Linked DNA regions of Homo sapiens: region 2 is linked to region 1. The links are chromatin loops, found by intact Hi-C in ENCODE. Cell type or tissue: OCI-LY7. All regions are shown on one strand.

Region 1 (8,000 bases):
TTTTAGGGAAACTGGGAGATGCCTGCACTATTTAGCTTAGCCCACATAATTATTTTTCTTAGAAAAAAGTGAAAATTGAAGTTAAGTGTTGGTTGTGGTTTGCTGACAGGGAGATAAGGTCCTAGTTCAGGTATATCCAAGCTGCCCCGACCCCCAACAAGCACATAAGAAGTTGTCCAAGCATGGCCACCCGACAAACCCACAGAGATTTGGGGATAGCATGGTGCCTCTTCATCTACCACCCCAAAAACCCACGGAGATTTGCGGGTGGCATGGCGCCTTTTCATCTATCTGCCACTTCCTCAGATCCTGTTTTATTTCTGGAGAGTCAACTGCTCTGGGATCGCTAGTTTAGAAAGCATTTCCATTAAGGTCTGAAGGCTAAGCTGGATGTACCTCCATCCCCCCACCCCTAATTTGATGCCTTCCTGAGGCCTCTGTTCCAGTGCTATATCCAGTCAGGTCTGTGACTGCAGGACCAGATCAGCTTGGATTCGACCCCTGACTCTCCACTTATAAGCTACATGACCTCGGGCAAGTTACTTAATCTCTTTATACCTCAGAATCCCCACATGGGGACACTCGACTACCCACCTGCGAGGGTTACTGTGAGGATGGAGAGCATCCGCTGAGATGCTTAGCTAAAGCTGGCATATAACAAGGACTACGGCATAGCTGTGGGCCATTCTTATCATTACCCTGTCAGCAGCAACAGCAACAAACAGAACTGATGAGGGGGACGGCTCTCAGGGCACTGGTCTCAGCAACTTGTTTATTTCTGGAGCAGACTCACAGCTTTTAGAGATCCTCTTAGACACTGAGAACCAGCAGGGGAATAGAGGAAAGAACGTCTGCCTAGGACCCAGAGGAACAGCTTCTTATCCCCACCTCATGTCAGAGATATGACCCACGCCAGCCCTGTCACCTCCTCAGCCTCTCCAGCACCTACCTCCCAAGACGGCTGGGCAAAGGTAACACCATAACAGGAAGGCGCTGTTTCAACTGCCAAGTGCCTCCCCCATGTAAGGAAGTGCACAAGTTGGAAGAAGTGGGGGTTTGAAGCCACCCATCTTGAAATGGGAGAATTAGTCTTAACTTCATGGTGACATTGACACCAATGATTTGAAAGCATCTAGCAGGGTCCTTGCACACAGTAGGCGCTCAATGAATCCAGTCTCCCTTCCCCTGACTCTCGCAGGAACACCATCTCCCAACTCAATTTGGTTTTCGAAAAACTGACTTCAATTCTCTCATTTTGTCCTCCCCCTGCTGCCCAGAAGTGGCACCGTCGCCCATACACACCTTCGTTCTCAGGTAGGGCTGGGAAGGGGTGGAAGGGGTGGAACGGTGGGATCTCCTCACTCTCCTCAGAGCTCACCCGGACGTCCACAGGGGTCTCTGAGATTGAGGCAGTGAACTGGTCCATATCTGCACGCTGCTCCTGAAGGAGCTCATCTGATGAAGACAGGGCAGGGGACAGAAAGCAGGCTTCAGAAGGGCCTGGTGTCCAGGCACAGGATGCTCTAGAGCTCCAAGACCCCACTGTGGCTCCCAGTTCCTGCCTGAAACACCTTCCTTGATTCTGTGGCACCACAGAGCCCCAACACCAGGGACCCCAGGGCGCCGTCCCAGGCACCCCTGCATCCACCTCCACACTCCAGTTAAGTGGTATCCACAACTCCACAGATTTTGGGGGTTTAAAAAATTGTACATATTTAAGGTCTAAAATATAATGCTTTGATATACATATACACCATGAAATGATTTCCATAGTCAAGCAAACACACACATCACCTTCCAGAATTACTTTTTTTTAAAAATAAGAATACCTCAAATCTACTCTCGGCAAATTTTTAGTATATAGTACGATATTACTAACTACAGTCCTCATGCTGTCCATCCCATCTCTAGACGTATCCACCCCACGTAACTACAACTACCACTTCATACCCTCTGACCTACTTCTCCCCGACGCCAGTTTTAAATACTGACCATATACCATGACTCCCAGGCCCGAATCCTGGACCTACTGCCTGACCTCTGCCTCACCTAAATCCTACATCCCCACATAACATCCAACAGAAATTTCTATCTTAACATGTATCAAGAGAGCTCCGGATTTCCTTCTCCACCTCAGTCAGCCATGGTACCACCATCCCCGAGCTGCTCCCAGTGGAACCCTAAGTGCACTTCTTGATGCCGCTCCCCCAACCCCACACGCAGCCCTGGGCGCAGCCCCACACACTCCCACCAGAACACATCCTACAGACCATCCCCAGCTGTCCCTGGGGTGCTCCTTCTCCTACCCCGTCACCCCTTCAGTGCATACTCCCAACAGCTCTCTCCTGAATTTCTAAAATCGCTTCCTGGCTGGTTTCTAATTTTAATCGACTACACACAGCAGCCAAGTGAGCTTTTAAAAATTCATAATCCAGATCTAGTCTTTCCCTAGCTGAAAATCCTCTAACGGCTTCCCATTATCCTAGAATAAAATCCAAACTCCTTGATTTTGCTGAAATTTCTTCCTCATCTGGTCCCTGCATACTTTGGCCACATCCCCTTTGCTATGTTGTAGCCACACTGATCTACTCAAATGTGATGCCTGACTTCCACCTGGGGCCTTTGTAGCTGCCGCTCCCTCTGCTACCAACGTGCTCTCCCGCTGTGATCTTACCATTCGGATCTCAGGCCACCGTCCCCAGAGGCAGCCGCCCCGACTGGCCACTCTCTAGCACTCTGCCCGAGTTTTCACACTGCACAGCACCTATCACCAGCTGACACTTATTTTCTTGTTTTACTATCTGTTTTTCTCTTATCAACACATCAACTCCAGCAGGTACCATCTGCTCGTGGACCATTTTACTCTGTGACACGCACGCAGCAGCCATAATAAAACTTGTTGAATAAATGAAGAAGATAAAGACCGGGAGAGGAGGAGGTGAGAATTTATATAAAATCAGGTGCTTGAAATAATCAGAACGAAGGAGGAAAACGGGAACAGGAAACTCGTAGTCTCTTGCAATTTCACACCCCAGATATTCTTCCGCTAACAGAGTGAAGGTCAGTGAAGCCCGAGGCTCCATGGCTCACAGCCAGTGCACCTGTCCTTGGTTCCTCCTTCACCTTGCCATGAAAGCTCCAGTGGACTCCAGGCTTCTGAAGCCAGGATGTGCTAATGCCCCACTTCACCGGCCTTGCTTGCTCATCTCTCTCTACTCTTGCCCAGCTTTCACTCCTGAGCCTCTGCAAGAAGTCCCGTATGACCTTGACACAAAGAGCTGGTACCCACCAATTTCCTCTTGAATTTCTTGGGCTACATAAGGTACTTTGTAGAGCAGAGAGAGGCTTTGGTTCCTCCTTTCTTCAATCACGTGGAGATGTGTCATCACCTGGAAGCAGAGTTATGGTGGAGAGGTGTTGTGACTGAAAACAACTAGGCCAGGAGGGAACTTGCAGCTGGAACATCGACACAACTTCTGGAAAAACCACTTTACAAAGCATATTCTCTACAGAGTCTAGCAAAGCAACTGGTCAGGGGAAATGTATTAATCCTCACGCCATATTTACTGACTGCTAAAGTATAAGAACGTGTTCAGCCTGGGCGTGGTGGCTCACACCTGTAATTCCAGCACTTTGGGAGGGTGAGACAGCAGGATCACTTGAGCGAAGGAGTTTGAGACCAGCCTGGTCAACATGATGAAACCCTGTCTCCACCAAAAATACAAAAATTAGCCAGGCATAGTACTGTGTGCCTGCAGTCACGGCTACCTGGGAGGCTAAGGCTGGAGGATCACTGGAGCCCAGGAGGTTTAGGCTACAGTGAGCTATGACTGTGCTACTGCACTCCAACCTAGGCAACAGAGCAAGATCCTGTCTTAAAAAAAAAAAAAAAGACTGTATAATTCCCCCAGCTGACATGAGAATTTATCTGGAAAGTGCTCCAAATTAAGAGACAATTTATTTAAAAATGGCCACTAGCTACTGGATTTTCATACAAGGCACTTACTACTAATTATATTGAGCCAAAAAAAAAAAAAAGAACTCTAATTTGTACAATGCCGAATGTTCAGTAAGGTTTTGCTGAGTGAAAGAAGAGTCAGTTGATTTCTACCACTGGTCAGATTAGATGGGATTAAAAAAGACTGAAATTACTGGCTGAAAAGCAGACTTGGCAACAGAGGGAACCATTATGGATTTTGCTTAGTGAAGCAATTGCTTAAATGATTATTGTGGTAAATAAAGAATTAGTTTATTCCTATTTAACTAAATTGCTATTTTTTGAAAAACTCATGCTGAGGTATAAATAAACCTGATTTTAAGGGGGTGATAAAGGAAGACTCATCTACCGTAGCTCACTGCCTTTTCTGAATGCAAAAGTTCTAAGGTTATTCATTATTTAAAAAAAAAAAAAAAGGCCATTAGAAGTGGTCACTATTTTTACAGTTTTCCAGGATGGAAGTGAAAGGTGACGGGCTAGCATCCACCCCAATGACACGGCGAGGTGTGTTGCTGTAGCTCCCACAAGCTTTTCAAGCTAAGTCATCCCCGCCTGGTTAGACCTGCAATTACCAAGCTTTTCCTAAAGAGGGTGCTGGAAACCAGTGGATTAATTATGTGGGCCTGAAGCCATTAACATGAAGGATCAAAATGAAAAAAAAAGCTAAATGGAAAGATGCTTTTATTGTAGACTGACATCTCTCTGACCTTTCAAAGCAAGGATGAAAGCAATTTAATTTTATATTTGCCATTCTGTCAATCAAGGAAAGCACAAGAGTGAGTGCCTTGAAGAAAAAATGCAAATGAAGCCAAAATGCAACACCCACGGGTTCAGCAAGTGTTGTCCTGCTACACCTCCCAGAGGAACCGGGAGCCGTGTGAGACAGGAAGGTTCATACACTCACAGAGGACAAGAACCACAGAGCGGGAGACTGCAAATTAGTGTCTCTACAGCAAACCATTGGCTATAGTATGGGGGTAAAAGCACCATCTCACTCATATCCAGACAAGCAGACATGGCACAAGTTACAACAGGCTGAATATCTGCAAATTTTTCTGGTGTTTAGATAACAGAATAGGGAACAAGGCAGAAGGTAAGCTTTGCCAGAATTAAAGCTAAGAGCAGGTAGTAAGTAGCAGACAGGAGAGCTGGGTTTTCTCCCCAAAGGTGTTTAAATGGGAGCATTCTACTTCCCACATTACTTGGTGTGGAAGCTTGATCTCACTTGCAGGAATTCTCTATTAATTTAATATACTGATCAAAATCTCTCCTTCCCTTCTACTCTCACACAAAACTGGCTAGAATACAACACGATAATTTAATTTTAAACCAGAAAGTTTGGAAAGTGATTAAGTCTTTTCAAAAAATCAAGTAGACCCCAAGAGCCTAGGCCCTGTCAAGATGCATGCGTTTTCCATCCAGGCCTCTTGGACTTTCTCCTCTTCTGCTACATCCAGCGTGAAGCAAAGTCCTGAGCTCCAGGCCCACACCAGATGCCCCTTAGGGTCTCCAACCCAGCCCCTTTCCACGTTCTTCCCACTCTTTAGAAGCCTGAGTTCTTTTATTCCCCAAAACAACCAGCTTCTGAAGTGAACTCTGTATATCTAAGAACACCTGCTCTAGGCTGGGAGTGGTGGCTCACACCTGTAATCCTAGAACTTTGGGAGGCAGAGGTGGGCGGATTACCTGAGGCCAGGAGCCCAAGACCAGCCTGGCCAATATGGTGAAACCCCGTCTCTACTGAAACTACAAAACTTAACCAGGTACTGTGGTGGGCACCTGTAATCCCAGCTACTTGGGAGGCTGAAGCAAGAGAATCATTTGAACCCGGGAGGCAGAAGTTGCAGTGAGCTGAGATGGTGCCATTGCAACCCAGCCTGAGTGACAGAGTGGGACTCCATCTCAAACAAACAGACAAAAAAACACCTGCTCTTCACCTTTACAGTTATTATCTCTACACTAGCGTGTGAGCTGCTCAAGGGCACTCAAGGGAGTCAACCCGGCAGCACTGAATGCCAGTGTGGAGTCTGGCACTGAGACAGACCCCCAGCTCCACAAATGGAGCAGCTCAGCTCCAATACTCCAAAGGCCTTTAGGCCTTTAGGCACATTACCTTTTCATCTTCACACTCATAGCAGCTGTGGGGAAGGAGGGTTTCTGGGCTGACAGGCCAGCACCCGTGCAGTAAGTGAGCCCATGTACCCTGACACTCACAATCAGCACAGCACTGTATTTACAATATGAGAGGAAATCAAGTAAGATCAGCGTTGTTACTATAAGGCCCTCTAGGAAAACTAAGGCTGAGCTAGGAGACTTCCTGGTTTAAACGGAAGCTAGCAGTCTTGTAGGCAAGCTCATTTTTATGAATACAAAAAAGTAAAACTCAAGTTAATATATGAACAACACCAATATTAGAAGTAGGAACCAGAAACAAACCTCTGTAGATGAAAGTAAAGCTGGACAAAACCTAGGAATGTAAAAGTGTCTGTCTAAACAAAAACTATACTGCACAAAACAAGAGACCAATTTTTAAGATCTGCTTGATAAATATACCTAGAAAAGGATCTTGAATATTGGTTCTGGCAATACCCTAAATCAGAAATAAATGATATAAAAAATTCAGAAATTGTTTAAGTATAAAGCAGTTAATATAAAAAAGTATTTAAAAAGATGTTTTAAAAACAGTGACCTTGCAAAAACCAGTTCACGTACCGAATGTCTTCGGAAATCAAAACTCATTTTCTAAGGACTAGTAGCAAATGCAACTAGCAGTGCTGGTCAACCATTAGTCAAGGCATTATGTTCCCCACTGGAAATGCCCTCACGGCAGCAATTTCTACTACATCTACTGTACCTGGGATTTCATCTGGGCCGCCTTTTCTGGGTCAACAGCCAACACATGCTGGTAATGACGGATGGTATGTAAGCGATCTTTGTTCTCAGCACGGACATAACGCCGTAAGGCCTGGAGAATGCGATGAGGCTGCAAGAGAGAACAGTTGTTTTAATATCCAGAGACTAGAGAATTGAAAATAGGCAGGAAAACAAAAGCTTAAAAAGTTCACTTAAGAATGTAAAGCTCAGCTAGGCACAAGAATGAAAGCTGTAACTGGAAGGCTTTTTTAGCTTACCAAGTAACAAAAAAACTGTCTAGGTAAAATAGCAAAACTAAGTTCCAAAGTTATACTGGCTCCTTAACATACAGTATTTTCCAGAATCTCCTGCCCACTCCCGTTCTCTTCTGATCTGTCCTTTTTCCTGGCTCAGCCTCTGACACCTATAAGCTAGATAGTCTCCTGTGTCACCCAAAGAGAGAAGACTTTAACCGGCTTACTTAAGGACACAAATATCCTCCCAATACTTTCCATCCCCCAAAGCAAGGCAGGTTAGTGTTAAGGGACAAAATCATTTGAGACCACTCACACAAGAGTTTCAGAAGAAATTACTTTACCCCTTTCTTCATAATCTTATTTATAATGTAACTTGTTCAAAAGTCTTCATGAATAGCATGTTTTCATTCTTTGAAAGGAAGTTCAATAACTGGATAATTACCCATCAATTTCGCGAGGTTATACTTTTCCAGCGTAAAACACTTTCACATCACAGGTGGTATACGCAGGCATAAAGCGATGTCATGCTTAGCTTATATACACAGATATTAGAATGTAATACCTTTTCCTCCCTCATCATCTTTCCTTAGCTTCAGCTTTGCCAGAACTTGTCATACAAATGTCACTTTTACTGACCTGAGTGTCATACATTGGTCCCCTACATATACCACCTCAGGGCAGGCAGTGCTAGGGGCAGGACTCACCCGTGGCGGGTCAGACTGCAAGGCAGCCAGGTAGTTCTCCAGAGCCATCCGACGGCGGTCATTCAGCATAGCTTCCACTCGGGCCAGGTGGGTCTCCACCAGCTGCTGCTTCTCACTGGCTGCTTCCTTCTCTAAAGCTTTAACCATGGCTTGGAAGTGCTAAACCAAGAAAGCAGGAACCACACATGA
Region 2 (8,000 bases), 360 kb after region 1:
TGAGAGGAACATGATTGGAAAATTGGTGACAAATTTAAGGAAGAGGTATATGGACAGATTTCTCTGAGTGCGCAAAACACATGGTGATATTTGTGTCCCATGTGAATACTCACCAAAGGGAATTTTAATAATCAAGTGGACAAGATGACCCATTCTGCGGATACTGATCACCCTTGTTTCCCAGCTACCTCTGTCATTGCCTAATGGTCTCATGAACAAAGTGACCATGATGGCAGTGATGGAGGTTATGCTTGGTGAAGTAACGTGGACTTGCACTCAACAAGGCCAATCTGGCTTACAGCCACTGCTGAAAGTCCAATCTGCCAACAGCAGAGAGCAACACTGAGTCCCTGATATGGCCAACATTGAGCAGAGACCAACATCAAGTCCCTAGGGTGATCATGCAGCCACCTGGTGGTAGGTTATGTGGGGACATTTTCATCATAGAAGGGACAGTGTTTGTTCTTAATAGACACTCTGGATATTTTTTGTCTTCCCTGCACACAATGCTTCTGCCAAAACTACCATCCATGGGCTTATAGAATGCTTTATTCATCATTGTAGTAGTCCACATTGCATTGTTTCTGATCAAGGAACTCACTTTACAGCAAAAGAAATGGAGCAACGGACCCATGCTGGTAGAATTTGCTGGTCTGATTTATGTTCCCCATCATCCTGAAGCAATTGGCTTGATAAAACAGTGGAATAGCATTTTGAAGTCTCAGTTATGACACCAGCTAGGTGGCAATTTCTTGCAGGGGTGGAGTGAAGTTCCCCAGAAGGCTGTATATGCTATGAATCAGTGTCCAATATAAGATCTTGTTTCTCCTACAGCAAGTAGCACTCACAGGTCAAGAGATCAAAGGACAAGAGTGGGAGTGGCACCACTCACTATTACCCCGAGTGACCCACTGGCAAAATTTTTGCTTCCTGTTCCTGACTTTATGCTTTGCTGACCTAGAGGTCTTAGTTCTAGAGGAAGGGATATTTCCATTAGGAAGGGATATTTCCACCAGGAGACACAATAATGATCCCAAGAACTGGAAGTTAAAGACTTCCACCTGGCCACTTTGGGGTCCTTATATTTCTCAATTAATAGGTAAAGAAGGGAGTTACAGTGTTGGCTGGGATGATTGGTCCTGACTACCAAGGGGGAAATTGGACTACTATTCCACAATGGAGTTAAGGAAGAGTAAGTATATCCAGAATACAGGAGATTCCTTAGGGTATCTTTTAGTATTACCATGCCCTGTGTTTTATGTCAATAGAAAACTACAGCCTGACCAGGCAGGGCTACAAATGGCTCAAACCCTTCAGGAATAAAAGTTGAAGTCACCCTGCCAGATAAAGCTGAGGTGCTTGCTGAAGGCAACGGGAATACAGAATGGATAGTGGGAAAAGGTAGTTGTAAATACCAGCCATGGCCATGTGGCCAATTACAGAAACAAAGATGGTAATTGCCGTGTCTATTTTCTCCTTATTTTGCCATAAACACATTTGTGTGTGTATCTTTGTTATCCTTCTGTTCTTATTCCCTTATCATGTAACATCAGATGTATTTATAATATTTTATATCGTACTATTTAAGTATTTTTAATTTAATTTTTTTTTTGAGACAGGGTCTGGCTCTGTTACCCAGGCTGTAGTACAGTGGCACGATCTTGGCTCACTGCAACCTCCGCCTCCTGGGTTCAAGCCATCCTCCCACCTCAGCATTCCAAGTAGCTGGGACCACAGGCATGCACCACCGTGCCTGGCTAATTTTTGTATTTTTTTGTAGAGTTGGTGTTTCACCATGTTGCCCAGGCTGGTCTTGAACTCCTGAGCTCAAGCGATCTGCCTGCCTTGGCCTCCCAAAGTGCTGGTATTGCAGGTGTGAGCCACTGCACCCAGGCAAGTGTTGTAGGATATCAGAGTAAACATCTTTCAAGGATTTTACCTCCTCATCTGGGAAATAAGTTACTGTGTGTTTTTTATTGTATCCAGGGTAGTATTAAGGTAGGTGGAATTATGACCTATTATTTTCATTTGGAGAATAAGTTTGGTTTGAGGAGATGTGTATAGGTGCCAAGTTGACAAAGGGTAGACTTGTGATAATAAATTTTATGTGTCAACATGACTGGGCTATGGGGTGCGCAGGTTAAACATAATTTTTGGTGTGTCCATGAGAGTGCTTCTGGATGGACTCAACCACTGGCTGAATTACAGCACTGGCCTTCCTGGGTCTCTGACTTGCAGATGGCAGATCATGGCACTTCTTAGCCTTCATAACTGTGTGAGCCAATTCTTCATATAAATCTCTCTCTCCCTCTAATGTATTTATATATGTAAATATAGTTATATGTTGCCAATATATTTATATTGGTAAAATACTACATATTTACATATATAAATAATACATATACTGGGTATGGTGGCTCACACCTGCAATATATTTTATATATATAAATATATATAGTATAATACTGATAAATACTATATATATATATATATATATCCTATTCCTTCTGTTTCTTTGTAGAACTCTGACTAATACATGTGGGTTAATTTCATTAAATTTGGAAAAAAAAATGGCCATTTCTTTCAAGTATTATTTTCCTCCCTTCTTCTGGATACTCCAGTTATGTATATATTAGGCTACTTGATATTGTCTCACAACTTATTGATGCTTTGTTTAGTTTTCTTCTGGCTTATGTTTTCTCTCAGTGTTTAATTTGGATAGTTCCTATTGCAATATCTTCAAATTCACAAATCTTTTCTCCTATAGCATTTAATCTGCTGTTAATCCTGCCAATGTATTTTTCAGTTCAGTTACTGTATTTTTCATTTCTAGAAGTTTACTTAGGCATTTCATTTTTCTCCTGACCATACTCATGCTTTCTTGCACTTCTTGAATATATGGAGTGAATTTATAATTCTTGTTTTGATGTCCTTGCCTACAAATTCTAACATCTGAGTCATATATAGGTCTATGTCTATAGAATGATGTTTTTTTCCAATACTGGGTCTTATGTTCCTGCTTATTTGCATACTAGGTAATATTTTATTGAATACCAGACATTGTACACTTTATGTTATGGGGTGCTGGATTTCTAAACATTCCTTTAGATACTTTACTTTTACACTGAGGGCTAATTTGGCCCCACTGAGGCAATATGCTTTTGAGAACTGTACCCGATGCCCCACCGTATTAGGAGATCTTCCCAAACCGGCTAGGGAAAACACTATTTCTGGTCCTGTGTGAACTCCTGAAATTGTTCTGCCTACTCCTCTCTGCTGTTCTTTCCCCAGCCTCAGTAGTCTCCTTACACAAGCGCATAGCAGTACTCAGCCAAAGTCTTGAGGGACTGCTCTGCAGATCTCTGGAACCCTCACTCTCTGCAGTTCTTTTTCTTTGATACTTTGCCTCACAAATTTTTCTCATTTTGCCCTGCTGGAACTCTGAACTTTGTCTCCTTAATCAGTGAGACTGTTGGACTCTGTTTTGGTTTCTTTTTTCTGTGGTCAGCCTGGAAATTCTCCAGGCAGTGAGCTGGGGGTACTTGCAGGGCTGATCTCACTTGTCTTTCTCTCAGGGATCACAGTCTTGCACTGCCTGTTGTCCAATGTCTGAAAACTTTCACTTCATATATTTTGTCCAGCTTTTAGTTATGTAAGGAGGGAAGGTACATCTAGTCTCTATTATTCCATCATGATTAAAAATAGAATTCTGTTTTGGTAAACAGCTTTCATCTTGTTTAGGTAGCTTCTCTCTATTCCTATGTTAGTTAATCTTTTTTATTAGAGTGCTGTTAAATATTAGAGAAATACCTTTTTACATTCATAAAATCATGCGGGTTTTCTTAATTTATAAATGTAATGATTTAGGTAGATAGGATTCCTATTGTTGAATAACTTGCATTTCCGGAAGGAATCCTCATTGGTCAAGTATTTTACATTATTAAAAACAGTAACAAAATGACTGACGTGATGGTAAGTCCCTGGATGACTGGTGTGTCACCTTAAGAGCTGCCTGTCTGGATTGGCAACATCCCAAGGGATTCATCACAAAGATTGGCCTACTGGAACTTAAGCAGCAAAATGAACTTTTTTTCTAATAGAGCTATTAAAAATTCTGATGGGCTGTTTGACAATTTAAAGGATTCTTTTTTACATTTAGAAGCATCTTTTCATTTTTTAGACTGATTGAAGTTGTCCCACGATGCCCTGATGCTCTTCTTGTTTCTTTTCATTGGTTTCTTTCTCTTTGTATTTCAATTTGGATGGCTTTTATTGCTGTTTTCAAGTTCACAAATCTTTTCTTCTTAGTGTCTAATCTGCTGTTAATCTCATCCAATGTATTTTCATGTTAGACATTGTAGTTTTAACTTCAGAAGTTCAATTTGGCTATTTAAAAAAAATCTTCTATATATCTACCAACACGTTCAGTCTTCTAAATTTTTGAGCATATAGGATACAATTATAATAACTATTTCCACTAATTCTATAGTCTGTGTCATTTCTGGGTTGTTTTTCATGTTTGTTTTCTCTATATTAAGGGTCATATTTTCCTGTTTTTTTTTTTTTTTGCATGTCTGGTAATTTTTTATTAGATGGAAGACATTGTGATTTTGACCTTGTTGGATGCTGCACCTGAAGGTGGAGGAAGAGGAAGAGCCTTGGGGGCTACCATTCTGGCTGGAGAAGCGGCACGAGGCTCCCTCTTGTGGATGCAGCAAGGTAAGAAAGTAAAGTGGATGTTCTCCTCTGGAGCAAGCGGCCTCCGACTCTGCCTGTGGACTGAAACTCGCACTTGCATGCTGTGGCTTAGCTGAGGGCTTGTAGCTCAGGACAGAGGCAGTGATGGTGACAAAAGCAGGGGAGTGATACGGGAGAGGTATAGCCCCAGCCCCAGGACACAGCAGATCTCAATATTGGGAAGGGAGGAGTTCAGTATCAGTAAAGTGAGCCATAAGAGAGACAGGAAAGCAGCCTTTGCAGACAGAGGTGGAACCAATTGAAAGGAGGAGGGGAGCTCCTTGCAAAGAACGTTGCAGGTAGCATCTAGAGGCTGTGGGGATCATTCTTAGGCCATCCAAGAACTCTGAGAAGATTGGGGGGAAGCTGGAATTTCACTGTGGTTGCTAGGATGGGCTCAAGCCCGAGGCTATTTTTATTTAAATGCCATTATTTTTGTTTTTATTTTTTGATATTAACCCTGTCAGGTTAGTGAGCCTAGAGAATACCTGTTATAAATGAAATATAATTCTGAAATGTTAATGTGTGGGAAGGAACAAGTAAGGCTTGAGAAATATAACCTGGGCATGTAATGATGCTAGAGAACTTACAGTCTTTGCCTGAAAGTTCTGGATGCACAAAAGTCCCTTATTGTCATTTTATTTATTTACTTAGTTCTTACTGAGATTGAGACAGTCTTACTGTATAATGCCTAAAGATCTCAGGTAAGAGTGATACTAGCTTTTTTTCCCTATTAGTTTCTTTTTCTTTTCTTTCTTTTTTTTTTTCTTTTTGTTTTGGAGACGGAGTCTCACTTTTTCGCCCAGGCTGGAGTGCAGTGGCGCTATCTCGACTCACTGCAAGCTCCGTCTCCTGGGTTCACGCCACTCTCCTGCCTCAGCCTCCTGAGTAGCTGGGATTACAGGTGCCCGCCACCGCGCCCGGCTAATTTTTTGTATTTTTAGTAGAGACGGGGTTTCACCGGTTAGCCAAGATGGTCTCGATCTCCTGACCTCGTGATCCGCCCACCTTGGCCTCCCAAAGTGCTGGGATTACAGGCATGAGCCACCGCGCCTGGCCTTTTTTTTTTTTTTTTTTTGACACAGAGTCTCACTCCGTCGGCCAGGCTGGAGTGCAGTGGCACGATCTTGGCTCATTGCAACCTCCACCTCCCAGACTCAAGCAATTCTCCTGCCTCAGCCTCCCGAGTAGCTGGGATTGCAGGTGTGTGCCACCATGCCCGGCTAATTTTTGTATTTTTCGTAGAGACAGGGTTTCACCAGGTTGGCCAGGCTGGTCTCAAACTCCTGACCTCAGGTAATCCACCCCCCTCGGCCTCCCAAAGTGCTGGGATTACAGACGTGAGCCATCATGCCCAGCCTAGTTTCTTTTAAAAAAAAAATTATTTTATTTCCATAGATTATTGGGGAGCAGGTGGTGTGTGGTTACATGAGTAAGATCTTTTTTTTTTTTTTTTTTTTTGAGACGGAGTCTTGCTCTGTTGCCCAGGCTAGAGTGTAGTGGCGCGATCTCGGCTCACTGCCAGCTCCACACCTCGGGTTCACGCCAACTCTCCTGCCTCAGCCTCCTGAGTAGCTGGGACTACAGGGGCCCGCCACCACACCCAGCTAATTTTTTGTATTTCTTGTAGAGATGGGGTTTCACCATGTTAGCCAGGATGGTCTCGATCTCCTGACCTCGTGATCCACCTGCCTCAGCCTCCCAAAGTGTTGGGATTACAGGCATGAGCCACTGCACCTGGCCACATAAGTAAGATCGTTAGTGGTGATTTGTGAGATTTTGGTGGACGCATCGCCTGAGCAGTATACACTGCACCCAAATTGTAGTCTTTTATTCATCACTCCCTTCCCACCCTTTTTCCCTGAGTCCCCAAAGTCCACTGTGTCATTCTTACGTCTCTGTATCCTCATAGCTTAGCTCCCACGTATGATCGAGAACATACAATGTTTGGTTTTCCATTCCTGAGTTACTTCACTAAGAATAATAGTCTCCAATCTCATCCAGGTTGCTGTGAATGCCATTAATTCATTCCTGTTTATGGCTGAGTAGTATTCCATTGTATATGTATACTGCAGTTTCTTTATCCACTCACTGATTGATGGGCATATGGGTTGGTTCCACATTTTTACAACTGAGAATTGTGCTGCTATAAACATATGTGTGCAAGCATCCTTTTCGTGTGATGACTTCTTTTTCTCTGGGTAGATACCCAGTAGTGGATACCCTAATATGTTTTCCAAACTCTTAGATTTCTCTTCTTCTTAGGAATGCCGATTATTCTTTGGTTTGCTCATTTAACATAATCCCAGACTTCTTGGAGGCTTTGTTCATATTTTCTTATTCTTTTTTCTTTGTCTTTGTTGGATTATTTTGAAAACCTTGTCTTTGAGCTCTGAGGTTCTTTCTCCTGCTTATTCGCTTCTATTGCTGAGACTTTCCAGAGCATTTTGAATTTCTATAACTGCATCCGTTGGTTCCTGAAGTTTTGATTGCTTTTTATTATATGCTACCTATTTCATTGAAAATTTCTCCCCTTACTTTTTGTATTTTTTTTTTATTTCCTTAAATTGGGCTTTGCCTTTTTCTGGCACCTCTTTGATTAGCTTAATAACTGACCTTATGAATTCTTTTTCAGGTAAATCAGGGATTTTTTTTGGTTGGATCCATTGCTGGTGAGCTAGTGTGATTTTTTTGGAGGGTATTAAAGAGCCTTGTTTTCTCATATTACCAGAGTTGGTTTCCTAGTTCCTTCGCATTTGGGTAGGCTCTGTCGGAGGGAAGGTCTAGGGCTCGAGGCTGTTGTTCAGATTCTTTTGTCCCACAGGGTGTTCCCTTGATGTAGTACCCTCCGCCTTTTCCTAGGGATGTGGCTTCCTGAGATCTGAGCTGTCGTGATTATTATCTCTCTTCTGAATTTAGTCACCCAACAGGTCTACCAGGCTCTGGGCTGGCACTGGGAGTTGTCTGTACAGAGTCTTGTGATGTGAACCATCTGTGGGTCTCTCAGCTGTGGATACCAATGCCTGCTGTGGTGGAGGTGGTGGGGGGTGAAATGGACTCTGTGAGGGTCCTTAGTTTTGGTGGTTTAATGCACTATTTTTGAGCCGGTTGGCTTCCTGCTGGGAGGTGGCACTTTCCAGAGAGCATCAGCTGTGGTAGTATGGGAGGGATCAGGCGGTGGGTAGGGCCCTAGAACTCCCAAGAGTATATGCTGTTTGTCTTCAGCTACCAGGGTGGGTAGGGAAGGCCCATTAAGTGGGGGC

What was found. A loop is a pair of places that touch in the nucleus more often than their neighbours do. Peaks named below come from ENCODE experiments on the same cell type or tissue, not always from the same donor. Only the 100,000 strongest peaks of a DNase experiment are listed, where the experiment ranks them.
Region 2: a loop joins it to region 1, with 5 times the contacts of the local background. A loop is called at or near these places in 13 of 110 quality-filtered maps.

The regions. Positions count from the first base shown.
Region 1 is chr11:130,129,018-130,137,017 of GRCh38, reverse strand. APLP2 (amyloid beta precursor like protein 2) reads right to left here. Exons shown (of 17, transcript NM_001142276.2): 10 at 7,812-7,970; 11 at 6,852-6,980; 12 at 3,290-3,389; 13 at 1,303-1,455. Among named protein-coding and RNA genes, the nearest start is that of ST14, 27 kb to the left of the region's middle. In OCI-LY7, CTCF peaks have their summits at 1,087, 1,300 (motif pointing left), 4,378 and 4,593; a DNase peak (open chromatin) is centred at 4,577; H3K27ac peaks cover 2,699 bases.
Region 2 is chr11:129,764,032-129,772,031 of GRCh38, reverse strand. LOC124902793 (a long non-coding RNA gene) reads left to right here. Exons shown (of 2, transcript XR_007062952.1): 2 at 4,593-8,000. Among named protein-coding and RNA genes, the nearest start is that of TMEM45B, 48 kb to the left of the region's middle. RefSeq lists an enhancer at 4,584-4,878. In OCI-LY7, CTCF peaks have their summits at 444 (motif pointing left), 4,495 and 4,694 (motif pointing left); a DNase peak (open chromatin) is centred at 4,711.